Regions from separate parts of the Homo sapiens genome. Here regions 1, 3 and 4 are each linked to region 2. The links are chromatin contacts, found by Hi-C or POLR2A ChIA-PET in ENCODE. All regions are on one chromosome and are shown on one strand. Each heading gives the region's core, a stretch centred on a gene start or an enhancer-like site at or near the end of the contact. The rest is flanking DNA. Distances are from core to core; before and after follow the strand shown.

Evidence for each region. A loop is a pair of places that touch in the nucleus more often than their neighbours do. ChIA-PET counts read pairs that join two places held with the same protein, here RNA polymerase II (POLR2A). Pooled maps may share reads with other maps.
Region 1: a loop to region 2 is called in a pooled map, with 2.1 times the contacts of the local background. The contact joins two enhancer-like sites. A Hi-C loop is called at or near these places in 1 of 37 single-sample maps with no recorded cell type and 2 of 50 pooled maps. POLR2A ChIA-PET finds 5 or more read pairs at or near these places in 1 of 52 experiments (A549).
Region 3: a loop to region 2 is called in a map with no recorded cell type, with 4 times the contacts of the local background. The contact joins the promoter of LINCMD1 here to the enhancer-like site in region 2. A Hi-C loop is called at or near these places in 3 of 37 single-sample maps with no recorded cell type and 3 of 50 pooled maps.
Region 4: a map with no recorded cell type shows a loop between it and region 2 (5-fold over the local background). The contact joins two enhancer-like sites. A Hi-C loop is called at or near these places in 2 of 37 single-sample maps with no recorded cell type and 3 of 50 pooled maps.

The regions. Positions count from the first base shown.
Region 1 is chr6:54,417,538-54,423,965 of GRCh38, reverse strand. No RefSeq gene overlaps it. Among named protein-coding and RNA genes, the nearest start is that of TINAG-AS1, 53 kb to the right of the region's middle. Within about 2 kb of position 3,910, at least 5 of the 41 ENCODE cell types and tissues checked have a DNase peak (open chromatin) inside an H3K27ac peak, as active enhancers do.
Region 2 is chr6:53,239,540-53,246,699 of GRCh38, reverse strand. It overlaps LOC124901332 (a long non-coding RNA gene), which reads left to right. Exons shown (of 4, transcript XR_007059612.1): 2 at 1,088-1,159; 3 at 2,269-2,429; 4 at 2,556-2,655. Among named protein-coding and RNA genes, the nearest start is that of MIR5685, 34 kb to the left of the region's middle. Within about 2 kb of position 5,744, at least 3 of the 41 ENCODE cell types and tissues checked have a DNase peak (open chromatin) inside an H3K27ac peak, as active enhancers do.
Region 3 is chr6:52,146,546-52,153,650 of GRCh38, reverse strand. It overlaps LINCMD1 (long intergenic non-protein coding RNA, muscle differentiation 1), which reads left to right and starts at 2,628. Exons shown (of 3, transcript NR_131248.1): 1 at 2,628-2,769; 2 at 6,184-6,283; 3 at 6,714-6,837. It overlaps MIR133B (microRNA 133b), which reads right to left and starts at 4,728; the gene lies at 4,610-4,728. RefSeq lists an enhancer at 506-800.
Region 4 is chr6:54,289,254-54,296,275 of GRCh38, reverse strand. No RefSeq gene overlaps it. Among named protein-coding and RNA genes, the nearest start is that of TINAG, 16 kb to the left of the region's middle. Within about 2 kb of position 4,360, at least 3 of the 41 ENCODE cell types and tissues checked have a DNase peak (open chromatin) inside an H3K27ac peak, as active enhancers do.

The DNA.
Region 1 (6,428 bases), core at 2,661-5,160, 1.2 Mb before region 2:
TTGATTAACATCTCCCCATTTCCTCCATCACTTGACTCCTGGAAACCATCTTTCTTCTTTCTGTTTCTATGAGTTCAACATTTTTAGATTCCACATGTAAACATGTGAAATCATGCAGTATTTGTCTTTCTGTGTCTGGTTTATTTAACTTAGCATAATATCCTCCAGATACATCCATGTAGTTGCAAAGGCAGGATTTCTTTCTTTTATTAAGGCTAAATAGTATTCCATTGCATACCACATTTTCTTTATCCATTCTTCTGCTCAGAGACACATAGGTTGATTTCATATCATATCCATTCTTCTGCGCAGAGACACATAGGTTGATTTCATATCTTGGCTATTGTGAATAATGCTGCAAGAAATGGGATTGCAGATATATCTTCTATTTTCTGATTTCATTTTCTTTGGATATATACCCAGAAGTCGGATTGTTGGATAATATGATAGTTCTGTTTTTAATTTTTTGAGGAACTAGCATATTTTTTATGATGACTGTACCAATTTACATGCCTATCAGCAATGTATAAAGTTTCCCTTTTCTCAATGTCCTTGCCAACATTTATCTTTTGACTTTTTGATAATAGTCCTGCTAATGGTTATGAGCTGATATCTCATTGTGGTTTTAATTTGCATTTTCCTGATGATTAGTGATGTTGAGCACTTTTTCATATACAATATCTGTTGGCTATTTGTGCATCTTCTTTTGAGAAAGGTCAATTCAGGTTCTTTGCTCATTTTTAAATCAGGTTTTTTGTTTTTGTTTGCTATTGAGTTGCATGAGTTCCTCACATATTGTGGATATTAACCCCTAATTAAATATATGGTTTGCAAATATTTTCTGACATTCCATGAGTTGCCTTTTTACTATGTTGATTAATTTATTTGCTGTGCAGAAACTTTTTAGTTTGATGTAGTATGATGTATTTATTTTTGCTTTTATTGCCTATGCTTTTTGTATCATATCCAAAAAATCATTGCCAAGAGCAATGTCATGAAACTTTTTCCCTATGTTTTTGTCCAGGAGTCTTATGGTTTTAGATTGTACATTTAAGTCTTCAATAAATTTTGAGTTGATTTTGTGTATGGTGTAAAATAAACATCCTTGTGTTTTGTTTTGTTTTTTGTGGGTTTTTTTTTTTTTTTTTTTTTTGCATGCAGATATCCAGTTTCCTCAGCTCCATTTACTAATGACACTATTCCTTCTATTCCTTCCCTATTGTGTATTCTAGGTAACTCTGACCATGTGCATGTGGGTTTATTTCTGGGCTTTCTATTCTGAGCATCAGCCTATGTATCTGTTTTTATGCCAGGACCATAGTGTTTTGCGTACTAAGTTTGTAGTATATTTTAAAGTTAGGCAGTGTAATATCTACAGCTTTGTTCTTCTTGCTTTAGCTATTTGGGGTCTTTTGTAGTTCTATACAAATCTTACAATTATTTTTTTCTATTTCCATGTAAAATGACAATAGAAATTTGATAGCAATTACTTTAAATCTAGAGATCATTTTAGGTAGTATGCACATTTTAACAATGTTAATTCTTCTGATCCATGAACATAGGATACTTTTTCACTTATTTGTGTCTTTTTCAATATCATTCATCAATGTTCCATTGTTTTCAGTGTATGGAAACTTTTCCTCCTTGGTTAAGTTTATTCCTAAGTATTTTATTCTTTTAGATGCTATTGTAAATGTGATTATTTTCTTAATTTCTTATTCAAATAGTTCCTAGTGAGTGTACAGAAAACAATTGATTTTTATATGTTAATTTTACATCCTGCAAATTTATTTATTAGTTCTAACAGTTCTTTGGTGGAATCTTTAGAATTTTCTATATATATAGTCTATGATCTAAATTTAAGATTATGTCATCTGCAAACAGAGATAAATTTACTTCTTTATTTTCTATTTGGATGCCTTGATTTATTTCTTTCTTGTGCCTAATTGCTCTGGCTAGGACTTCCAGTACAATGTTGAATAGAAGTGGTGAGAGTGGCCATCTTGTCTTTTTACTAATCTTAGAGGAAAAGCTTTGAGTTTTCAGTCATATTGGCCTGTACTTTTATTATTATTATTATTATTATTATTATTATTTTAGTGTCATTGCCTGGTTTTTGGCGTCAGGGTAATCCCATACTCTTAAAATGAGTTTGGAAGTGTTGCCTCATCAATTTTTTGAAAAAATTTGAGAGGGATTGACTTTAATTCTTCTTTAAACTTTTGATAGAATTTACTCATAAAGCCATCCAGTCCAGGCTTTTCTTTGATGGAAGATTATTTATTGCTGATCTAATTTCCTTACTGGTTATTGATCCCTTCAGATTTTATATTTCATCATGCTTCAGTCTTGGTAGGTTGTAAGTTTCTGTGAATTTATCTATAGTAAAATGTATTCCTATGGTGTAGCTGAACGTCATTAGGATAACAAGGTCTAAGACTTTAGAATTTAGAGACACCTCTGCACTTGTTTTCTACTTTAGTATCCTATTAAACAAAAAATATCAACCTCCCCAAACACCTCCAACTTTTGTGCTGGACTTTTGGATGTACAAGCTCTTAATTTTTCTTTGATATTTCTCTTTTTCTTCAAAATTATCAGACATTTCTGAATCTTTCTACTTTCCCCTCTTGCATTAGTGCCTTCTTGTCTGAATTCACCTCTCACTTCCTCCAGATAAATCAACAATTTATTTAATGTAGGATTCTAAGTCAAAATATTTTAGGCAAAATCTTCAAATAACTTCACACTTGAAGTTATTTAAACTTTAAGACCTGCATAACAGTGGTTTATTTAGTTTTTAAAATCCATTCTGAGAACCCAAAGGACAGAGGCTGAGAATGTTTCAATTTCAACCACCAGCTAGATGATGTGCTCCTATAAGATGGACCATTAACACTTCACGTCAAAGTCTATCCTGGGGAAAATCTTCTAAAGTAGGACTATTAAACTAGACCACTCAAAGAGCTATACTGACACCTGTATGAAAAAGCTATAGTTCTATAAATGCTAGGAATTTATATTTCTATAAGTTCAGCTGATCTAATTGAGATATATTACCTTAGGGTCTTAGGAGGCTTTAGCTAAAAAATTATTAAAAAATTGTTAAACAATAATAGCATATATATGCCATAAATAAAATTGATTTAACAATTTTATTAATTTCATAAATATTTACAGAAAACCTAGTGTATATAAGTCATTGTTTATGGTTCTGAGGGTACAGAATGATCAAGAAAGAAAATGTTTTTGATCTAAAAAAACTGACATTCTTGTGGGAGAAAAATTCAATAAAATAACAAAAAAATTTAGATTGTGATAAGGTCTAAGAAGGATATAAAAAATGGATAGTAATATAGACAGGAAGTAGACCTGAGAGTAAAGGGCTCTATGAAGAAAGTTATTGAGGAAGGCATCCCTTAGGAAGTAAACTTTAACTCAGACCTGATTAAATTTTAAACTTTGTGCCAGCATTTGGTTTAAACCAGAAAAGTTTTGGTAAAGAAAAGGTTTAGAAAAGGCAAAGTACATAAGTGAGCATAATAAAATTAAAAAAAATAAAAGTAATTTATAGGATACATTTGTGCTATGTTATAATGAAAGTTGAGAATGTGTTTTTTAAAGCAGACTTTATTATATTGGTAAGTATTCACTGGATATGATTGAAAGCTCTAGTGAGTAAGTTATTACAGGAAGATACACTCTGTGCACTCTAAAATGATAGAAGGAAGATAAAAAGCAGAAGTCTTATTAAAAATCACCTATCTATATTTTTACCCAGGATGACCCACATTTTCTGTTCAAATCACCGCCACAGAGGAAAATAGGATTTGTCATGCTGGATTAGATCATTGCTCTATTACATGTGCAATGCTGATTCCAGCATGAGTCAAATATTTGTTGCATCAGACGAAAGTAAAAGCTTCCAAAACAAGTTGTCATACTTGCCGTGCTTTCAACTGCAGTCAAAATTCCATGTAGAGCTATACTTCAATCATTGAGCTCCTATTTTAGATATAAGACTTTTTTTAAGAAGTTTAAGACACTATATTTTATAGAGGCCTCAATAAATGTGAAATATGGTCACATCTTCCAGCTTCAATTCTCCTGCTCTAAATGTTTCTCTTTATCTCCCATCTATATTCATTTTGTGCCATGGAAGACAGGGGAGAAAAAGAGGCAGTAAACAGCTATATAGTTCCATAGGACATGGTTGAAGCAACAACCATGTTCATCTTTTAGGCTGCTGCATAGAGATTTTCTTTCTGCTTCAAAGAAGCCTCAGGATGTTAGCTTTACTCTATTTTACAAAGGATACATTGTATGAATTGTTATGGTCCATTAACCTGCAGGAATAACTCATTGTAATGCTGTAGAACTTTTTCTAGCTAATCTGCATAAGAGTCAGTATAGACCCTACTCATATAAAAAGATGGTTAATTATGAATAGAATATTTTCATGCTGAATGCAGGGATTGTATTTTATATATCCATCCCAACCAGGCTTGCTTTATATTCCATATTCCCTTGCACATTGTAGGTGCTCAATAAATGATTAGCCTGTCAAATTTGTCTTCCTAATTAAAGAGTTTAGGCCATTTATATTTATTAGGATAACAAATATATTTTGTTTTGTTACATTGTGTTATGTTGTGCTTTCTATTTTTACTATGCTTTTTTATTCTTATTTTTCTTTTTCTATATTGATATTTCTTGTTACTTTTCCTTTTACAGGTTTTCAAATTATAAAATATATTACTATATTTTAGTGTTATCTTAAAATTTTAAACGTACATTTAACTTAACAAAATGTAAAGTTAGTCAACAGTCTTACCAATAGTGCAAGCAATATGTGGACAGTAGAATGCTTTAACTCTTGTCATCCATTCTCCATTATATCCTAATAACTAATATTTTAGATTTAACTTTTTTAGTCTTAACTCCAGAAATTAGGAACAATTACTAATTTATACAGTCAATAATTATTTACATTTATCCACAAAGATTCCAGCTTTTGTTAACCATTCCTTTTTCAATTTTAGGCCTTCCTTCTGGGATTATTTTTATTCTTCCTGAGGTACATCCTTTGGCATTTCCTTTAGTGTGCATATGTAGGTGACAAAGTCATTTTTATTTGTCTGAAAATATCTTTATTCTACTTCTATTTTAACTGTAGTTTCATTTGTTATAGAACTCTAGTATTTCTAGATTATAAGTGTTTTTTGCTCAAGGTTTGAAGTTATCATTTCATAACTTCACTATTTTTTGGCTTCTAATACTTTAAAGAGGTATCTTTTAAAAAGATATCTCTTCCATCACTCTAATTTCTTTTCCTTTGTAGATAGCCTGCCTTTTCTCTCTGCAGCCAGATATTATTTCCTCCACATCTCTCTATTTGCTTCTTCTGGAATTTAGATTAAATAGTCACCAAAATTTGTCATTCTATTATCCATGTGATTTGCCCGTTTTGATATTTCCCATCTGTTTTCCTAACTTTTCTGGATTTCTTTTTAGATATTTTATGCAATTTAGGCCAGGCACAGTGGCTCATGCCTGTAATCCTAGCACTTTGGGAGGCGGAGACAGGTGGATCATGAGGTCAGCAGTTCAAGACCAGCCTGACCAACATGGTGAAACCCCGTCAGTACTAAAAATACAAAAATTAGCCAGGCATGGTGGCACGTGCCTGTAATCCCAGCTACTCAGGAGGCTGAGGCAGGAGAATCGCTTGAACTCAGGGGGTGGAGGTTGCAGTGTGCCAAGACTGTGCCATTGCACTCCAGCCTGGGCAACAGAGCGGGACTGTCTCAAAAAAAAAAAAAAAAAAAAAAAAAATATATATATATATATATATATATATATATATATATTTATTTTATCCAATTTATTAATACCTTCAATTGTGTCTAACTCTCTATTTAACTTATACACTATTCTCTATTATATCATAATTACACACTTAATATTTTAACTATTTTTCAAAATTAGGGTAATTTTGACAACTTCATATTTGTATCATATATTCAATATTAACCTTTATTTGGGGCTATCTTATTTCTTCTGATAATTATCTTAATATTATCTGATTATTATAAGTTATTTGTTTCTTTTTATTTTAGATTTTTAAACTTCTAATGTTAGGGTTTGATTCTTTTGTTTGATGTTTTTGATGTCTCTCGATCATTTGGATTTGCGTGGCTTGTGTACATATACAGCATGGAATGCTGTGCAACCATGAAAAAGAATGAGGTCATGTTCTTTGCAGGGACATAGATAGAGATGGAGACCATTATCCTTAGCAAACTAACATAGGGACAGAAATCCAAATACTGCATTTTCTTACTTATAAGTGGGAGCTAAATGATGAGAATACATGGACACATAGAGGGGAACAACATACACTAGGGCCTTTTGGAGGGTGGAGGTTG
Region 2 (7,160 bases), core at 4,495-6,994:
CAGGACCAGGACTGAGAAATTCTTATTGCACACCCTCTGCCTGGATCCTTTTACTTGCATGTGATTCTTACTCTTTTATTGACCTTTGGACTAATACTTCACCACCCTTTGTCCCAAGCCTAATTCTCACCTGGATGTAGATGTCATGTTCCTTTTTATTCCACATCCTGAAGCCACTAAGCAAAGGCACGGGTGCCTTCACCTCACCAGGTTCCTATACATTCTTCAAACACTGGAGCTCTGCAATTATTTCAGGCCATTCTGTGGCTCTTCCTACCACCTCCACACCTGAAAGTCAAGCAGCGCCTGTAGGATCAATCTGGTTAATGCTGATACATTCTCGGTTTTTAAATAGTGTGATTTTAGACTTTTAGTTCTATTGGTGAAGGTACAATATATAATAGAAAGAAACTCCAACAATCCCATACTAAACCTTTGCCCTTTGCTCGGGCTCTTAAAGGATTCACGTGCTTCCAGCTCGTAACTAGTGTTGTCCTACTTTTGCTTGTATTGTAATTGATCTCCTTTCTTGGGTTTTTTTTTCTTTTCTTTTCTCACATAAACCTTCTCTACCTTTTGTACTGCTTGTCTCACATACTATTAAGCCTAATTTGAATTTTTTGTTATAGTCTTCAGTTTCCCAACACTGTTTATACTTCTTTAAACAATAGATTTCATCTGCATGGTAGACAGAATGCCCATGAGTCCCAAGATGTCCATGTCCTAATTCCTAGAACTTGTAGATATGTTACCTTATATGGCAAAGGGGACTTTGCAGATGTGATGAGATGGGGGGATTATCCTAAATTATCTAGGTGAGCTTAATAGAATGCATGAGCCCTTAAAAGGGGAGAACCAGGCCTGGTGTGGTGGCTCACACCTGTGCTCCCAGCACTTTGGGAGGCCAAGGCAGGCGGATCACCTGAGGTCAGGAGTTCAAGACCAGCCTGGCCAACATGTCAAAACCCCGAGAGTCCATCTCCAGTGTTTGAGACGGGGTTTCACTCTGTCGCCCAACAGGAGGGCATATATCCTCTATCTCCCATTACCAAAGATTGATTCAGGCATCCCTTCTTGATCTTTCTAGGAGCTGTGAAGTTGCAGAATTTTGGTTTATTGGGATGCATCCTGGTGCTTGCCTACAGATCTTGTTTTGCAAGTAAGAACAGAAGACTCTGGCCGGGCGTGGTAGATTATGTCTGTAATCCCAGCACTTTGGGAGGCCAAGGGGGGGCGGATCACCTGAGGTCAGGAATTCAAGACAAGCCTGGCCAACATGGCGAAACCCCATCTCTACTAAAAATACAAAAATCAGCCAGGTGTGGTAGCACGCACCTGTAATCCCAGCTAGTCTGGAGGCTGAGACAGGAGAATCACTTGAACCCGGGAGGCAGAGGTTGCAGTAAGCCGAGATCGCACCACTGCACTCCAGCCTGGGTGACTCTGTCTCACAGAAAAAAAAAAAAAAAAAAACCACAGGAGACTCTAGGGAGGCCACCAGGCCTGTCAAGGTTGCATGGTTCTCAGGTGGCAGGCTGGTATCACACCCCCCGCCCTGACTCACAAACTGTTCCTATTTTCATTTCCTTCCCCTTAAAAAAAGTAGAACTATCTCACTGATGTAAGAAGAACATACTTGGCTTTTTTTCTCGTAAGGAGTCTTAAAAAACACACTGATAGTTGACACTGTATATATCAAGGTTTTCTGGCAAAAATTTCCATGGAATGTAGTTCAGAGAGATGCTCCAGAAAAATTTTTAAAAAGCCTCTGTGGTCAAATAAGCTTGGAAAATGCAGTATGTTTGTTCCTGCCTTGGAATGTCATCACATACATAAGCTTAATAAAACTTCTCAGAAGTCTATAGTAAAGAAGTTCTAGTTCAGTTTTCCCTTTTCATATAACACCCATTAGCAGGAGGCAAGAAATGCTAGTACAGAAGTGGCTTCATGTCTTTTCTCTGTCCCTTTCACTTGTTGCGTGGCTGGTTTAGCACTGTAGGTGGCTCTGGCCTGAGTACGCAATGTGACCCTTTGGGAGTCAAGCAGGTGAGTGCATCCCAGAGCCTGCTGATTACCACCCATTCTTCCTTCCTTTCTCATCGACGGGAACCCCATTTTATGTGGGTCAATGAGTGCTGAGGCTCCCTTGAAGCTTGGTGTGGCCATGTGACATAGTTCTAACCCATGAGATGGGAACAGAAGTCTCTAGAGGGACTTTCAGAAAAGCTCATACATGCATTTTTCTTCATCATTCATTTTCCTGCCTAGAGTGCAGAGGCAATACATGGAGATGCAGCAGCCATCTTGTGACCATGAGGACAAAGATCATTTACCAAGGATGACAGAAGAGAAAGTTAGCAAGAGCCTTGACCCCTGATGAGGTGAAGTCATTTCACCAGCCTATCACAGCTTCTAGTCTTCTTGGGAATGTAAGAAAAACAAACTGTTATTTGCTTAAGCTCTTATAGCTAAGTTTCTGTTCCGTGCAGCTATTATTCTAATCAAAATAATGTTTCAGTGTTTATTCCTGAATATCACATAATTTTGCTCTGTAGGTGTCATCTTGGCTTTCTTTATGAATGGCAATTACTGGCTGGGTGCGGTGGCTGAGATGGGTGGATCACTTGAGGTCAGGAGTTCGAGACCAGCCTGGCCAACATGGTAAAACCCTGTCTCTACTAAAAATACAAAAAAATTAGCCAGGTGTGGTGCCACATGCCTGTAATCGCAGCTACTTTGGAGGCTGAGGTAGGAGAATCACTTGAACCCAGGAGGCGGAAGTTGCACTGAGCCAAGATATCACCATTGCACTCCACCCTGGGCAACAAGAGTGAAACTCTGTCTCAAAAAAAAAAAAAAAGAAAAAGAAAAGAGAAAAGAAAAGAAAAGAAAGGCAATTACTGGATAGGGTCTAAGAAGTTTACAAAGCAGGCCAGCAACAGCATCAAGTCATTCAAGTCAGTGTTTCTCAATGTGGCCCCCAGACCAGCAGCCTCAGCACCACCTGGGAACGTATTAGAAGTGCACATCCTCCGACCTCGCCCTAGACCTGCTGAACCTGAGACTCCAGGGGTGGGGCCCAGCAACTGGTGTTTCAGCAAGCCCTCCTGGTGCTCCTTACATACGAACTTTTTAGAACCATTTTAGAACTTAGTTTAGAACTAACATTTTAGAATTTAGTTACACATTCAACCTCAATGAATTTGTAAACCCACGAAAGGTCACTTTGAATGAAATAGTTGAGTTTGAACAGCAAGACTCATGCCCACACCTAACAACAGAGCACAGGCTTTGTGAGAAAAGGTGTCTGGCTTTGCCTTGGAAATTCAAACTGAGATAGAAGTACTATAAAGGGGCCAGGTGTGGTGGCTCACGCCTGTAATCCCAGCACTTTGGGAGGCCGAGGTGGGCGGATCACGAGGTCAGGAGATCGAGACCTTCCTGGTTAACACGGTGAAACCCCGTCTCTACTAAAAATACAAAAAATTAGCCAGGCATGGTGGCATGTGCCTGTAGTCCCAGCTACTCGGGAGGCTGAGGCAGGAGAATCGCTTGAACCCAGGAGGTGGAGGTTGCAGTGAGCAGAAGGAGCAACTCTGTCTCAAAAAAAAAAAAAAAGTACTATGAAGGTAACAGTGACAGAAATGGAAGCTACCACCACTTAAAGAGTGTGGTTAATTGTGGTTCATGTCAAGGTACCAAGAGGCTAGTGTTGCAATTTTCTTTTCTCTACACTTTGCTTTGCTTTGAGATGGAGTCTCACTCGGCTGCCCAGGCTGGAGTGCGGTGGTGTGATCTCAGCTCACTGCAACCTTTGCCACCTGGACTCAAGCGATTCTCCTGCCTCGGTCTCCCGAGTAGCTGGGATTACAGGCGTGCGCCACCACACCTGGCTAATTTTTGTATTTTTAGTAGAGACATGGTTTCACTATGTTGCCCAAGCAGGAGTCTTGAACTCCTGACCTCAATTAATCTGCCCACCTCATTCTCCCAAAGTGCTGGGATTACAAGCATGAGCCACTGCTCCCAGCCAGTATTGCAATTTTCACAGGAGGCTTTCACTTTACCTTTTCTTAATAACATACTGTTCCCTTGCCTCCAACTTGGTTCACTGGATAGAGTATATAGATAAGATTTGTACAAATCTCAGCAATTTAAGAATTTGCAAATGTGCATAGGAGTGAAGACAAGGTAAGAGTGCGATTAGAAATGCTCAGTGTGGCTGGAAATGTAATGAGCATGCTTTATTCTCACTCTCAACTTGAGATCTCCAAACTCACTCTATTCCATCCCACGGTATCTGCTTTCTCCTTTCTATTAAGCAACCAACCATTACTGAGCATTCTCGATTTTCCAAGGAAGGTGCTCATATATTTTTGGTGAATCCCATGAAGCCCATATTTGTAGCGGACATATGCTGTAATCCCAGAAGCAGAAGGGACCTGGTCCTCCTTTCTCCACTCTCCCCACACTGTGGAAGCTTCAGGGCACAGAGGCGATTGAGAGTTGCTCAGCAGCAGTGGTGCTGAGCATTTAGCTCTGGCCACAATATCCGGTGGCCAGTGCAGTTGATGTCAACATCAGTTTCCCAACCAGACCAACCCTGAGGCTTTGCCCTGCATGACTTTCCCTGCTCCCTGAGCTCCCTTAGGTTCTGCTAAGCCTGGTTCTATAGCCTTCCCTTCTATTGTGTGAATTGTCCAAAACTGATTCAATAAATTCCTCTTTTGCCTAAGCAAGCCAGAGTCACTTTCTGTTCGCTTTCAACTTAGAAGTCAAAGTAACATAATATTATTGCCATCTTTTTTAAGTGAAGACACTGACATTTGGAGGTCAAGGAACTTGCCAGATGTGTAATACCCAGCCTCCAAGATGGCCCCCAGTGATCTTCACCTCTTAGGTATTTATTTGCATAGTCTACTCCCATGTTGAATTAGGACTGGTCTGTGTAGAGTTCAGCAGGGATAATATGTGACTTCTGAATTGAGAGCATAAAGGACTTTGCAGCATCTGTCTTGCTCTCTTGGATTGCTTACTCTGGGCAAAGCCAGCACCATGCTGTGAGAATGTATTTACCATGTCTTTTATTTTTGTATTTTTATGCCTGTCCCAGGACTAGCCAGTTTTTAGAAATAGCAAACAACCATGAGGGTGCGTCACAAATGTAAACCAATCAATCCAGAGCCCACACACTGCCACCTCCATTATGGGCTCTCACCCTCCAGGCCACTATCCACCTGCCCTAATCACCCCAGGAGTAGGAACTAGGCAACTAGGGATAGCCCGTATGGCCCAGAGCCTGCTGAAATGATTCAAACTATTCAATCCAAAGCCCAATTACCCTCCCTCACTCATTCCTTCCCACAGAAACCACAATAAAAGTTTGTGCCCCTGGCCAGGCGCGGTGGGTCACGCCTGTAATCCCAGCACTTTGGGAGGCCAGGGCGGGCAGATCACAAGTTCAGGAGAATGAGACTACCCTGGCTAACACAGTGAAACCCCGTTTCTACTAAAAATACAAAAAATTAGCTGGGTATGGTGGCACACACCTGTAGTCCCAGCTACTCGGGAAGTTGAGGCAGGAGAATCACTTGAACTCAGGAGACAGAGGTTGCAGTGAGCCAAGATCTCACCACTGCACTCTAGCATGGCAATAGAGCGAGACTCCATCTCAAAAAAAAAAAGTTTGTGCCCCTGTTTTCACTCTGCTCCCTCTGCCTCCTGACTGATCTTGGTACTTCCCCATGTGGCTGGTGTGACACACCCCTTCCTCTTGAGATCTGTGAGCATAACAAACTATCTTTTTATTAGCAGTCATTCCTGATCTGATGGCTTTGCCATACCTAAATATTAATAAAACCTATATTTTAAACAGAGAACACTCAAGTACCATGTGGTGAAGCCCATATGGAGAGGAACTGAGGCCTCCCACCACAGCCAGCCCCCATTGGCCAGCCAAGTGAGTGGGCCTCCTTGGAAGCAGACCCACCAGCCCCAGTTGAACCTTCAGATTAGGGCAGCCCCAGCCCACACCCATCTGCAGTCTCATGAGAGGAGAGAATCTAAGCCAGACTTCCCATTCAAAAAGATCCAAAATTTGCAACCTACAGAAACAGAGACAATACATGCTTATTGTTATTTCAAGCCACTAAATTTTGAAGTAATTTGTTCCTCAGTAATGGCTTCTAAGTGGAGGAACTGATTCCTCCACTAACCCCACTTGGGGTTTCTTGTTGCCTCTCCAGTGTGCCAGTGTGAAAAATAGCAAGATACCTTGGGCTTCTGACTCAAACAGTAAGAAAAAAATTGTAATTTCACATAACAAGAATTCAAGATGTAGAGAGCATCTAGGGTAGATTAACAAAGCAGCCCAGTGATCTCACTCAGGCCCCAGATGATTCTCTTCATTTCTCTGCTCACTCAGCCTGTCAGCTGATCATTCTCTTTTTCAAAAGATGGCAGCAGCATTGCAAGCATCTCATACAGACAGCGCAGTTGAGCGCTGTTATTGGTTTAGACCAATGGGAGCACAGTTATTGGTTTAGACCGATTATCAATGGGAGTGCAGTGATTGGCTTAGGCCAATAACCAATGGGAGCATAGTGATCAGTTTTCCTTTGGGGATGAAGCTTAAGAGTTCTTCACTTGATCACATAGGGCTGGGGACACCCTTGAACAAAATCCAGGTTCTGGCAACAAGGAAAACCTATGCACAAGGGTTGGGGTGACGAATGACTTAGGTACATTATCTTCTATATAAGCCATCAAGGGGCCAGCTGCACTAGCGAGAAGGGCAATAGAGGCCCAGAGAAGGTGTCGGGAAAGCAGAAGAGTCGGGGCAGGTAGGTCAGGGCCAGTTGGAGGGCCTTGGGCTTTACACACAGAATGAATAACCTGAATGAGTCATTACCTAAACCACTGTTCCTTCACTCCATTCTCCCTCCTGAGAATGGGTTATGCACCTGCTCACACATGTGACTGTTCTTTCACATCACCAGTTTGGGTTGGGATGACATGACCCAGCTGCCTCCAGAAGCCTCCCAGCCAATGGACCCAGAGCAGGCTGTGGGCAAATCAGTCAGGTGGTGGCTGCTGATTGGAATTCATCCACATTCTCAGGGTGGAGAGCAGCAGATGTGTGCAGCCTCCTCCCCTATGGA
Region 3 (7,105 bases), core at 1,379-3,878, 1.1 Mb after region 2:
TGGCTTAAGTTAGAGAAAGGTGCATGGTTGTAAAGGTTCTTGGGGAAGCATGGTGAATGGAGGGAGGGAGAGGTAATTTTAAGAATAGCCAAGGGGGCTGGGTGCAGTGGCTCACGCCTGTAATCCCAGGACTTTGGGAGGGCAAGACGGGTGGATCATGAGGTCAAGAGATTGAGACAATCCTGGCCAACATAGTGAAACCCCGTCTCTACTAAAAATACAAAAATTAGCCAGGCGTGGTGGTGGGTGCTTGTAGTCCCAGCTACTTGGGAGGCTGAGGCAGGAGAATCACTTGAACCCAGGAGGCAGAGGTTGCAGTGAACTGAGATTGCACCACTGCGCTCCAGCCTGGCAATGGAGCAAGACTCCATCTCAAAAAAAAAAAAAAAAAAAAAAGAATAGCCAAGGGAGGGAGACTGAGCTGTTAACAGAGAAAGAGAAGATTCTGGGCAGAGAAGATAATAGCCTTCTTGATGCCTATGTATTGATAAATGATGCTTTGAAGAGTATAGACCTATATTCACTCCCAGCTATGTATGAGCTGCTGTTTTCTAACAGTCTTGCCAGCCCTGGGAATTACCATCAGAAAGAAACTCGTTGATGGACTGCACTAATGGGATTTTCTTGTTTGTCTGGATTCCTGCCAGTTAGATAGCCCCGCACTATTTTCCGTCAACTCCTTCCGGGGAAGAGCTCCTTCAGCACGCCTGTGCTATCACTTTCTTCCTCCCAACACTCACCAGATGTGGGGGTGGGGTCCATTCTGAGGGTGACCAAGAGTCGTCATGTTTGACCGGTGTGACATCATGGGCTGCCACTTACTGGCACAGGACTGATGATGATACAGGAACACACATAAAGGGACACAGCAGCAATCACAAAACCACACACCCCACTGGGTGGCCTAACCTAGATTTCTGCCCTGAAGAGGGGCTGTGGCAGGATGAGCAACCGCAACCCGTGGGCAGCAGTCCCCATTCTCTGATTCCTCTTGATTTCTTACGGAAATGGAGAGTTTGGGCTTGTGGGACCTTTGAACATGGATATCAAGGTCATTCAAACTTACCAGAAAACATGTTTTCTTAAAGGTTCTGTCTTTTTATAGTGGTGAGTGGGAGCAGGAATACATTTGCTCCCCTCCTGGTTTAAGGAAAATCAAACAGAAATGTGAATGGAAGTTGAATTCTCCAGGAGTGAATAAGAGGGGACAGTACGATATTTTGACTTTGGAGGCAGGCTATGACTAGAACTCCTTCCATCCTGTGGCCCTCAAAGATGTGTTCTGCAAAGACCCTTGAGGGCAAGGGGATAGGTAGAAAGTTGGATGACAATGTTCACTCATGTTCTCCAACCCTTGCCAGAAGTGTGCTAGCTTGCTCCCCTTCCCTCTCCTCCCCTCCTCTCCTTTTCTTTTTCTTTATTCCTTTCTCTCTCCTTCCTTCCTTTCCTTTACCTTCTTTCTCTCCCTCCCTCCCTCTCTCCCTTCTTAACTTCCTTCCTTCCTTCCCTCCCTCTCTCACTCCTTCCCTCCCTCTCTACCTCCCTCCCTCTTCTTTCCTTCTTTTTTTTTCTTTTGTTTTTGAGACAGGGTCTCACTCTGTCACCCAGGCTGGAGTGCAGTGGTGCCATCGCAGCTCACTGCAGCCTCAATCAAACTCCTGGGCTCAAGCGATCCTCCCACCTCAGCGTCCCCATCCCTGTGCCCAGCTAATTTTTGGTATTTTTTGTAGAGATGGAGTTTTGCTCAGGCTGGTCTTGAACTCCTGAGCTCAAGAGATCCGCCAGCGTTGGCCTCCCAAAGTGCTGGGATTTATAGACAAGAACCCTCATGCCTGGCCTGGCTGGCTTCTTTCTAACAGAGAGAAGACATTATTTAGTCTTAGCCTTATATGTCTTGTCCAGTTTTATCAGGCATTTTAGCCATAATATCCCAAATATGAAAGTGACCCTTTTTTAACACTCCTTTTACCTATACCTGGCATTGTTATCTAATCTTTACCTACATGACCTCTGCCCTTCCAGATGGAAAAGATCCCTCCTGTTAAGGACAGCTGGTATTTGGCCACATCATGTTTGTTTTCTGTTCTGCCAGGTGACTTCCGGGTGACAGCTCTGCGACTGCGCTTCAAGATCACCCTGCTTCTACTCCCAGAGGCATACCCCTAGTTCGCAGGGAAGTTCCATTTCATCACAGACCTGGGAAGCAGAGAGAAGCTTGTTGCCATCCTTCCCCCACACCTTACTACTGCTTTGAACCAGTGTGCTGCATTGAAAGAGATAAGTAGAAATAGTTGAACCAAAAATTACATGATCCCATAGTTTGTGCTTAAAATAAACAAAGAAGCTGATCTTTCAGTGAACATGTTTTTATTGAACACCAACTTAATTTCAGGAACATTTCAGGTACATTGTCAGAAATAAAGACTCTTAAGAATGTATTATTATGTACCCAATACTGGTTTCAGGCCTTTACATGTATTCTCATGAAACTCTATGAAGTAGATATTATTATCAATATTCCTACTTTACAGATGAGGAAACCCAGGCCTGGAGAGGTCAAGCAACTTGCTCAAGTGGCACAGCTGGAGAGTGGGGAGCTGGGACTTGAGCCCAGGTAGTGTGTCCCCAGCACCTTCAACTAAACTCCATTCTGTGCTGCCCTTTGGAACACCCACTCAATGGCCTTCACACTCCATGTCCTACTTGGGAGGACATGTGATCTCAACAGCACTCACAAATGAAGGCTTTCCAGACAGGATATTGAAGATGGTAAGATCAGTCTCATGTATAAAGCATTTTTTAAAAGTAAAGCATATTATATGCTAGTCATATGTACTAGGGTGAATGCATGTATGCTACATGCTAGTAGAATTAATAGTTGGAATATAAAAATACCCTATAGGCTGGGCACGGTGGCTCACATTTGTAATCCCAGCACTTTGGGAGGCCAAGGCGGGCGGATCACTTGAGGTCAGGAGTTCAAGACCAGCCTGGCCAACATGGTGAAACCCTGTCTCTACTAAAAATATAAAACTTAGTCGGGTGGTAGTGGTGCGTGCCTGTAATCTCAGCTGCTTGGGAGGCTGAGGCAGGAGAATCGCTTGAGCCTGGGAGGCGGAGGTTGCAGTGAGCTGAAATCGTGCCACTGCACTCCTATCTGGGCAACAGAGTGAGACCCTGTCTCAAAAAATAAACAAAAACAAAAACAAAACAACAACAACAAAAAACAAAACCCTACAGTGAGCAATGAGCCTTTATGTATTTTTTGAGTTCTTCTCCTATTTTTTTTTTAATTTGGCTCTTTCCTTCTACATACAAGTGCCTGTGGACACAGCATTGTCCTTGTGCTGTTGCCATTTACAGCAGTAAAACAACAGCTACTATTTCTTAAGGGCTTATATTTGGCTCTTTATTAACACTGTCTGTTTTAAGCCTTACGGTAACTGAGGTTGGTATCATTGTCCCCATTTTACAGATGAGTAAACTAAGGCTTGTGCAATGTTAATTGAGCTGCGGAGAGGATATATCACAGCTAATAAATTAGAGGGGCAGCATTCAACCCCAGGTCTTCCTGAATGCAAAGATTTGTGCTAGTAAGCTCTGTGTTCTCCTCTGAGGTCACTGTGGTGGGCTCTAGGCACTTATGCTACCCCATTTGTGTCAGAATACAGCATGTGAACACACATGTCTATAGAATTTTAAACCCAAATATTTACTTATTACTGTCTAAGTTCCAGACACACACCATAAAAGATACAAATCTTAAAAGATAAACTGGAAGGACAGGTCAGAATTCTCCCTTAGTAAAAGGTAGCGATTATGAGAACTTAGCTCATTACAGCCTCCATCTCCTGGACTTAAGTGATCTTCCTGCCTCAGCCTCCCAAGTAGCTAGGACTATAGGTGTGCACTACCGCATTCAGCTAATTAAAACAAAAAAAATTTTTTTTTGGTAGAAACAGCATCTTGCTATGTTGACCAGGCTGATCTGGAACTCCTGGCCTCAAGCAATCCCCTGTCTTAGCCACCCCAAATGCTGAGATTTTAGGCATAAGCCACTGTGCCTGGTGTGACAGGTACTATTATCCCTATTCTACAGATCAGGGAACTGAGAAATGATTGCTTAGTGAATAGATATCTTGGGCTGAATAGATCAATAGAGACTTGATGATACATAATGTGCTAGGCATATTTGGTGGGATAGGTAAGAATTATGCCTTGGAACTAGCCATGCTATAACTTGCAATTCAATTGGATCACACCATATATACATGTCTAATTTCTTTCCTTAGACTGTTAGCCCCTAGTGAGCAGGAGCCCTGTCTTCTATGTCTCATGCTCTTCCCCTGGCTGGCTTAGGGTTGGCACAAACTCCATCCTCAAACTCTTTCTTGACTGTGTGTCTGTCAAAAGCATGTAAGTGGCTGCAGCTGTGAGTGCAAAGGCACAGAACAGTGTGTGTTGAGCATTAAAATCTTGCTCACTTTTGACTCCAGGACTCCTCTTCTCTTCCTTCCTGGGAGCATAAGAATATGGTGAAAAAACCAGAATTGTTTTCTCAAGGAAAGTTTTAGTAGGTAATTTCAGTTGCAGTTGAATCTCTTCTGTTTCTCCAAGGACTGGGCATTGCCAGCCCTGCTGTAGCTGGTTGAAGGGGACCAAACCTCTCAGGAAGACGGACTTGGTTCCGTTTGACCAGCCAGAGCAGGGGGCATCTTTCTTCTGAGGTGACTGCAGCCTCTAGTGTGCAGGTATCTTGGTGTGTCTCAAGCATCATTTGTCTAAGCCTGTAATGCAAAAAGAAGCAGCATTAGCATCTGTCAAATGCCAGGAGCTTGCCTTGTCCAGAATGTCCTCTTACATGATTTGTACATACATCTCATACAATTTGTACATACAAATCATACATAATTTGTATTTCATGTTGCATGACTTCAATTTATTTTTTCTTTAATCTTTAATCTTTTTTCAAATAGAAACATCATGAAGATCAAATATGCTATAGAATTATAGAATATGAAAAATGACAGTATGCCATAATGCTTCCTCTTCCCATTTTCCGAAAGAAATGTAACATTTTGGCATATATTCTTTGAATGCTTAACATTTTAATTTCTTTAAATTATGTTTTTAATTCAAGTATGATATATTTATAAAAGAATATTTATAATATATAAGTGATGGTACATAATGGTAAAACCAATACCCATGAACAACGATCTACTTTTTTTTGTTGTTACTTTTTTGAGATGGAGTCTCACTCTGTCACCCAGGCTGGAGTGCAGTGGCGCTATCTCAGCTCACTGCAACCTCTGCCTCCTGTTTCAAGTGATTCTCCTGCCTCAAACTCCTGAGTAGCTGGAATTACAGACACCTGCCACCATGTCCCGCTATTTTTGTATTTTGAGTAGAAATGGGGTTTTGCCATGTTGGCCAGGCTGGTCTCAAACCCCTGACCTCAGGTGATCCACCCATCTCAGCCTCTCAAAGTGCTGGGATTTTAGCCGTGAGCCATCACGCCTGGCCCAACGATCTACCTTTTAAAAAGAACTATTTTTTACTGTTTTATACTATTGCTTTCTTTGTACTGAATGCTTTTTCCAATTTATTTCTTTATGTTTCCCCCCGGAGGTAACAATCACACTGAATTTATTTTTTCTTATGATTTTGATATTTTTCTTTATAGTTTTTACCATTTATGCATATATTTCTAAACAATATATATGCATATTTTAGTATATAATGGCATCATATCATAGGTATTGTTTTGTGACTTGATATTTCATTTAAAATGATATTTGCAAGATTCATCCATATTGATGTGGTAGCAGCAGTTTATTAATTTTCATTGCTTTATGGTTTTCTACTGTGTGAATATACTATAATTTATTTATTCTCCCAGCCATAGACATTGAGGTTGTTTGGTTTAACAAGGGGATAGCATTGACTAAACTGTTTCTCAAAGGAGGTGGAAAAATCTTTGATTCTTGCAGATTTTAAAGGAGAACTCTGGATTTGTATGTTGGCCTTGTAAAAGAATGGCAACACTTACCAGCCCGAAACATCTGGAAGTAGGACCCAGAAATTAGTGCTATAACCTGCCCTTTGGGTGATTCCGATGCAGCTCAAGTTTGAGAACCACTGAACTAATAGGAGTACCCACTGGTTTCTCTCTGTTTCTAGGGAGGTGTGAGCTGTGGGAGAGAGCTGACTAAGAAGAAGAAACTCCCCAGAAAGGTGGCCTGCCAGTCTTCACGATGTATGGGAGCAGGTGGGAAAAGAGGTAGGCAGAAAGGATAGTTTGAATGATGCTAGAAAATTGTCCTTCTCCCTGGGGGCTAGGCATTGCAGCCCTTTTATTTTCTCTTCCTGATGAAGACAAGTAAAACTAAGTGGAATGCATGTGGCCTTGGAGTCACACTTATCTGGGTTCAAATCCTACCAATGCTTTCCTGGCTCTTTTGCTTCTAGGAAGTTACATAACATCTTTTAACCTGAGTTTCTACATCTGCACAGCAGGAGAAGGTTGTATCTACTCTGCCTGCTTGTTGCGAGGCTTAATGACAAGGAAGGAAAGGTGCACTGTGTCCCTAGTGGGCACCATGGACAGTGTCAGGGGTGTGGGAAAGTCCTAGAGACAATCCTGACTGCTTTGGAGGCCAAGAAGTTCACTCTCAACTCCAGCCTGTCCTTTACATGTTTCCCTTCCTCAGCTGCAAGTGTTTGCACTTCATCATTGAAATTGTTGAAACTGCTGATCAGGAAACACAGAATGAGTTTAACCAGCGATGCCAACTTCTGCAAGATGGACTCCAGCTTGGGAGCTCTGTATGGAATAAATAAGATATCCCAGACATCAAAGCACTCAATAAGGCACTGTAGAAATGGCAACAAGGTAAAAGCCCACAATGATGGTGGTGGTGAGAAAGCAGGGCACCACAGAACATGGCTTGGTTCTAGAGTGGTCTGTGCAGGGTTACGTTGAAGCTTCTGTCTTGGCTTGTCCTCTCCTCCTTGGTGTGCATTCTCCTGGCCCTGTAGTCCTGGCATCTTACCTTCTGCCTCCTCCTGCCAGTGACATAGCTGTCTTGAAGCTGCTGCCTGC
Region 4 (7,022 bases), core at 3,111-5,610, 1.1 Mb before region 2:
GGAAGGCCTTGAGAATGGATGGGGGGTGAACACAGACACTGAGTTTAAAAGGGAGAGAACTGGGAATGCTGCATGGGGCTACCATGCTCTGGGACTCATTCCTGGCCTCTAGTGACTCCTGCAGAAGGAATGAGTTGGAAAGGCAAGGAAGGACCCACTCTCACCACAGACTTCTGGAATCCTGGCAGCAAGAGACCCCCACACCCTCCATAGACACTTGAGCTGCCAGATAGACCTGCTTAGAATGGTGGTAGGGGCAGGACTCCAGCCTGTGCAAAGCCCAGAATGTTTGGTGTGGGAACATCTGCAGGGAGAATGTCCAGGGATGTCCTTCCCCCAAGGCTCACCATGCAGAATTCAGTCTTAGTGGAACTGTTGGACCTTAACAGAGCAGGGTGATCTTGCCCATGAGATGGCAGCCAGTCCAACCTGAGGCTCCACTGTCTGCTGGCCCCTCCTGGGGTCCTAGCCTGGCTGAGCCTACTTGCAGTGCAGCCTCAAATACCCAATCAGGGTGCCTCCCAGAGGCCCACCACATCATAGCTCCTGTGCTGGCAGACCATACCTGACCACTGAAGAGCTCCAGCCGAATGGCCCCCACCTATGTGCACCAGCCCACTGGCAGCCTCCCCCAACTGAAGCCTCCCCTGTGCTGCTTTGCCAGCACACACTCGCCCACAGTCACCCCCCACAGCAATTTGTCAGCACACATGGGCATGGGAGGATCTCCCCTCCCCTTCCCTACATGGGTGCATGGGCATGTTCACCTTGCAATGCCACTACTGCCACCATGAGCACACCTTGTTCTCTCCCAGCCTTGCTGCCATTACCAGCATGAATGCATGCACACACACGGAGACCAGAGGCCCGTCGCCACCCTGTACCACCATTGCTGCCAGTGCAGACATGCAAATGGACAGCAACAGCCCAGCCCCTCAACTCTGCACCACCACCACCACCATTGGGGTGAATGCATGCATGGAGGCCACCAATGACCCATGTTTTGCACTGACACTGCTGCTGGTGCAAATGCACACATGGATGCCAGCAGCCCTGCCTTCCTATGCTGCCACCAATGCCTCTGTGAATACCAGCATGGAGGATGGCGCCCGCTGAACCAGCTAGGCTCTGCCCTAGCAGGTGAGTGAGCAGCCCACCCCGCTGCTGCTGCTGCTGCTGCTGGCACGTGTGAAAGAGCATGGATCCTGTTGCTACCACACAATGAAGCACTTCAGCTGGCACTACACATCAGAGGGTTGTGGCCAATGGTCGAGGAACACTTTGGCCCCTCTAGCACAGCAGGTTCCTAAACTCAAGGGAACTTGAGAACAAAGCCAAGGGCCCAATACAAGTCCCCCAGAGTTAGGGTATGCAGTCCAGGAGTGCTGATCTGGACCTTTTCTCCCTAACATCTTCTAAAAATGAAGCCACTTGACTGAACCCACTTAATACCACAAGCAAACCCCCAAGGAAATCAAATAAGATAAAAACATTGATAAATCCACCCAAAGGATGGCAACTTCAAAGGCTGAAAGAATATCAGCCCACAAAGATGAGAAAAAAGCATCACAAGAACTCTGGAAATTTAAAATGCCAAAATGTCTTCTTATCTCAAAACAAGTTCCCCAGAACTAATTCCCTAACAACGGTTCTTAACCAGGCCAAAATCATTGAAATGACAGAAATAGAATTCAGAATGTGGGTAAGAAGGAAGCTCAAGATTCAAGAGAAAGTCAAAACACAATCCAAGGATTCTAACCAATATAATAAAATGATATAGGAGCTGAAAGATGATGTGGCCATTTTAAAAAAGAACCAAACTGATCTGATAGAGCTGAAAAACTCACTTCAAGAATTTCAGAATATAATTGTGAGTATTAACAGTAGAATCAACCAAGCTGAGGAAGGAATCTCAGCACTTGAAGGCCAATTCTCCAAAATAACTGTCAGATAAAAATAATGAAAAAACAATAAAGAAGAACAAAACCTCCCAGAAATATGGGACTATGTAAAGAGACCAAATCTATGACTCATTGGCATCCCTGAAAGACGGGGAGATAAACTAGACAGCTTGGAAAACATATTTCAAGATTTCATTCATGAAAATTTCCCCAACCTTGCTAGACAGGCCAACATTCAAATTCAGGAAATGCAGAGAACCCCTGTGCAATACTACATAAGAAGACCATCTTCAAGACACATAGTCATCAGATTCTTCAAAGTTTAAATGAGAGAAAAAAGGCACCCAGGTAGAAGGGGCAGGTCACCTACAAAGGGAACCCCATCAGGCTAACAGTGGACCTTTCAGTAGTAACCTAAAAGCCAGAAGAGATTGTGGGCCTATATTCAGCATTCTTAAAGAAAAGAAGTCCCAACAAATAATGTCATATCCAGGCAAACAAAGCTTCTTAAACAAAGCAGAAATATTTCAGACAAGCAAATGCTAAGGAAATTTGTTACCTCCATACCTACCTTACAAGAAGTCTTGAAGGGAATGCTAAACATAGAAAGGAAAGACTATTACCAGCCACTACAAAAATACACTGAAATGCAGAGACCAGTGACACTATAAAGCAACCTCCCATACAAATCTGCATAATAACCAACTAACGACATAATAGGATCAAATCCACATATATTAACACTAACCTTCAATGTAAATGGGCTAAATGCCCCAATTAAAAATCACAGAGTGGCAAGATGAATAGAGAAACAAGACCCATGGGTATGCTGTCTTCAACAGTCTCTCTCATATACACTGACACCCATAGGCTGAAAGTGAAGGGATGGAGAAAAATCTACCAAGCAAATGGAGAACAGAAAAACAGCAGAGATTGTTACTTTAATTTCAGACAGAACAGACTTTAAACCAACAAAAATCAAAAAACATAAGGAAGGGCATTACATAATGGTAAAGGGCTCCATTCAATAAGAAGACCTAACTATCATAAATATGTATACACCTAACACAGGAGCACTCACATTCATAACACAAGTTCTTAGAGACCTATGAAGAGACTTAGATAAGTACACAATGACAGTGGGAAGACTTTAATACTCCACTGACTGTATTAGGTAGATGATTGAGGCAGAAAACTTAACAGATATCCATAACTTGAACTTGACACTTGACCAAATAGACCTAATAGATGTCTGCAGAACTCTACACCCCAAAACAACAGAATGTACATTCTTCTCATGTGCACATTGCAGATACTCTAAAATTGACCACACAATTGTACATAAAATAATCCTCAGCAAATTCAAAATCATAGGAACAGAAAACCAAATACCACATGTTCTCACTTACAAGTGGGAGCTAAACATTGAGTGCATAGGACACAAAGTAGGGAACAACAGATACCAGGGCCTGCTTGAGGGTGAAAGAAGGGAGGAGGATGAAGATCAAAAAACTACCCATCAGGGACTATGTTTATCACCTGGGTGATGAAATAATCTGTACACTAAACCCCAGTTACATGCAATTTACCTATACAACAAATCTGTACATGTACCCCCTGAAACTAAAATGAACGTTAAAAAAAAAGAAAATCAATGTAATTCACCACATTAACAGAATAAAGAACAAATGTGTAAATAAGATCAGACACTTTCTCAATGATCTCTACACAAGTGAAAGGGAACTCATGGCATGTGATAACAGCATCTATTGCCTTGTCACTTGTTTTAATGCGAGAATTTGAAGGGGCTTTCAGCCTATGGAATCATCACTAACTTGGGGGAATCATCCCATATTTATGTCATCAGCACACTCTCAATGCTTAAAAACCCTTTCATTTGCAAACTCATAATCTCACTCCAGCACTCCTAATCCAGTGTTTTTCATGCTGGCTGAAGATTAGAATCACCTGGAAGTAAAAATTATAAAAAATAAAAATTAAGCTCTTCTCTATATCTCATCTTAAGAATCTATGATTTCATTTGTATAGAACAAGATGAAATAAGTTGAAAAACAACTATTGCAGTTACTCAAAAATTTCATTTTTCCAGTCTCTTTTTCCTCATCTCTTCCCTATTAATTTCAATAGTACAGACACAGGGCCTTCCTGTATAATGTCATGATTTGTGATATGTCATTTGGATTTATTCTTATTGAAAAATGAGTTATCCCATACACTTGTACAACAGCTATTCATTTCCTCATCACTTTTAACTTATAAAAATTATCACTATTTTCCATCCCACCATGCCTTTTCTTCCTGGCACTTATTTTGTACTTATCAAGCACGGAGTCGTAGGAGGTGTTTCTTGAGTCATAGCTGCTCTCCATGTGTCAGTTTTAAGGTCATTTGCATTAAATTACCTTAACTACCCTGAAAGTAACACATGGAGAGCAGCTTCCTATGACTCAAGAAACCACAATGACTAAAATAACCTAACATTATTAGTAACCCATTTATTGGTGGTGAGCACTTTTAATTGTCATCTAATTTTACTCAAATAGTGAGACTTCATAAATTGAAAATACATAAATTGAAAAGCTTCCATACCAGATACATAATAGGCACTCAATATATATTAGTTTCCTCTCCAAATTATTTCCTGGATTTGCCCCTCCCTTTCCAATCATTCACCTTTGGATAATAAGAGCATTAAACAGATCTTGTGTAATCTTAAATTCTAATTCTCAGAGGGCTATTAATATTCAGCAATCATATTTCTTCCTTTTGTAGAATAAAAAAATCATTTGTATTCATGAGTAGGAATCCTCAGGGTATTCACATCCCATTTGCTCACAGAGATGATGATAACAACCCATTCAAAAATGTTGATGTTCAATCAGAACAGAATGAGGAAAATGAGATGAAACACACTACATGAGACGGATGCACCTGGGTTGAGGAAAGCATGATGGTCCAGACAAGGACAGGGCTCCTTGTTTCTCACCAGAAGCAGGCAACTTTGGGCATGTTATTACAGAGATGGTATGTCCTTTCCTACCCTCCATGAGGCAGGAACCATAGCTGACTGGGAAAGCTGACTCATTTTGAGCAGCTGCTCTAGTGAACACCAGAAGAGAGAAAGGAGAAGTGTTTCCACTCTCACAAGCAAATAAAGTGAGAATGAAGACTAATACATTTTCTAAAACGTTTCAGAGCCCCAAGGACCAAAAAAATAGGGATGGGGGGGCGGTGGAGATGTGTATTCCTTACATTACAGAGAGATATAAATAACATGTCTGAAATGATCTCATTTAAAACAGTGTGGTCAAGAAGAGAGAGTTTGGGATTTTGAATCCGAAAATTGAATGTGGGTTCTGGCATTAGCCTTATCTTTTGATGTACTCTTTTTAGAGGTTATTTATCTTTTTTTGACTCAGTTTATGGGTGAAATGATAATAAGTATACTGGTTGAGTATATTTTCTCACATTTAGGTTATTCGTATGAAGGACATCCACAGTTTAGACCACTAAATTAGGTTGAGCCAAACACAACGTACTTCCTTGTTTCTGCATCTCTTGCACCATGGTGCAAAACTCGTGCTGCTGAACTCAGAGTCTTAGTTTAGGCATCTAACAACTAACTGTTAAGCAGTAACACACACATTTATCTGAACAGGAATAGGCAACAGCTCAAGCACAATGCAAGCTGAATTCATTTTAGATTCTGTCATATTTTTATCCCCCCAAAACAACAGAATCTGCAGAATATGAAGTCTGGTTCAATCATATAAAATTTCCATTACCGAATACCTTTTACATCTTCTGTTTCTAAAGTAACAACATTCAGATTTGTACAATAGTGTACTAGTTTATTTTACATTTGTGTAACCAAAAAGCCCCTTTAGATTAACTTTTGAAAACAACTCTTAATTTGAGTTTGAGAGATCACTTCAAGGGAGACAGAAGCTAGGTGCAGATTTTTACTACTTGTTTGGCTTCTCTGCTCTTCTATGAGGTTGAAGTTGGCTCCTCTACTTTTCAAGCAGGGAACCCTGATGCCTCACAATCTCAGGAGGTGGGGGGGGAAAAGAAAGTGGCTTTATAATGTATGGTGATATTTAGGTTCACTTGCATAGTAAATGCAATTTTTAAAGCAAAGGGCAAAGCTTGCTGGAATTCCATTGCTTTCTTAAAAAGAAAAAATTCCCAGATCATTTTACATCTGAGTGTTTAGAATCATCCCTCACATGGCTTCACTTATGGATTATGATATTTCTAAAAAATTTTGTCTCTAGTCTAGATTGTGCTTAGAATTCTTCACCCATATTTTTAACTGCATACTGGACACGTCCACTTAAATATTTTTCAGTTATCTTAAATTCAACATTTCTAAAACTGAATTCACATTTTGCCCTTTCCACTCCCCTTCTTTTTTGTCCCCAAACACACACAGACACACACACACACACACACACACACACACGACATGCATACAAATTCCTTCTATGTTTCAGTATTTCTTGGAATAGGCTAACCTTATTCTGCGAGAACAAGTAACTCCAAAATCTCAAAAGCATAGTATATAAATTTTATTTCTAGCTCATACAAGGTCTTCTCTTGACTGAGCAACAATTCAAAGCAGCTGTGCTCCAGGGGGTTACTCAGGGTTCCCAGCCATTTTGATTCTGTGACTCTACAATCTGAACATACGGTCTCCCTGCTTCTTGCCAAAGAAGAAAAGGACTGAAGAATGGTATAGGAATTTCCATCACTTCATCCCAGAAGTAACACGTGTCACTTCCACTTCCACTGAGTGGTTTCTCCCAACTGCCATGGTGTTGCCAAGTATAGTTTTCCATGTGCCAGAAAGAAAGAATAGGAAACAAAAACTACATAGCATTGTATTTGGCCGAGTTTCCTATTTCAGATTCCCGGTTCAGAATCTGTGATTTTTATCCATCTTTCTTATCAATCCACATCCAATAAAATACCACTGATAAGTGGATACCATTATTCTGCTTTTTCTATGTCTCCTTAATTAGCCTACCTTTCTTCATTGCCACCTTCACTTAAATTCATACTCTCATTATGTCTCTTTTTGATGATTGCAACAACTTT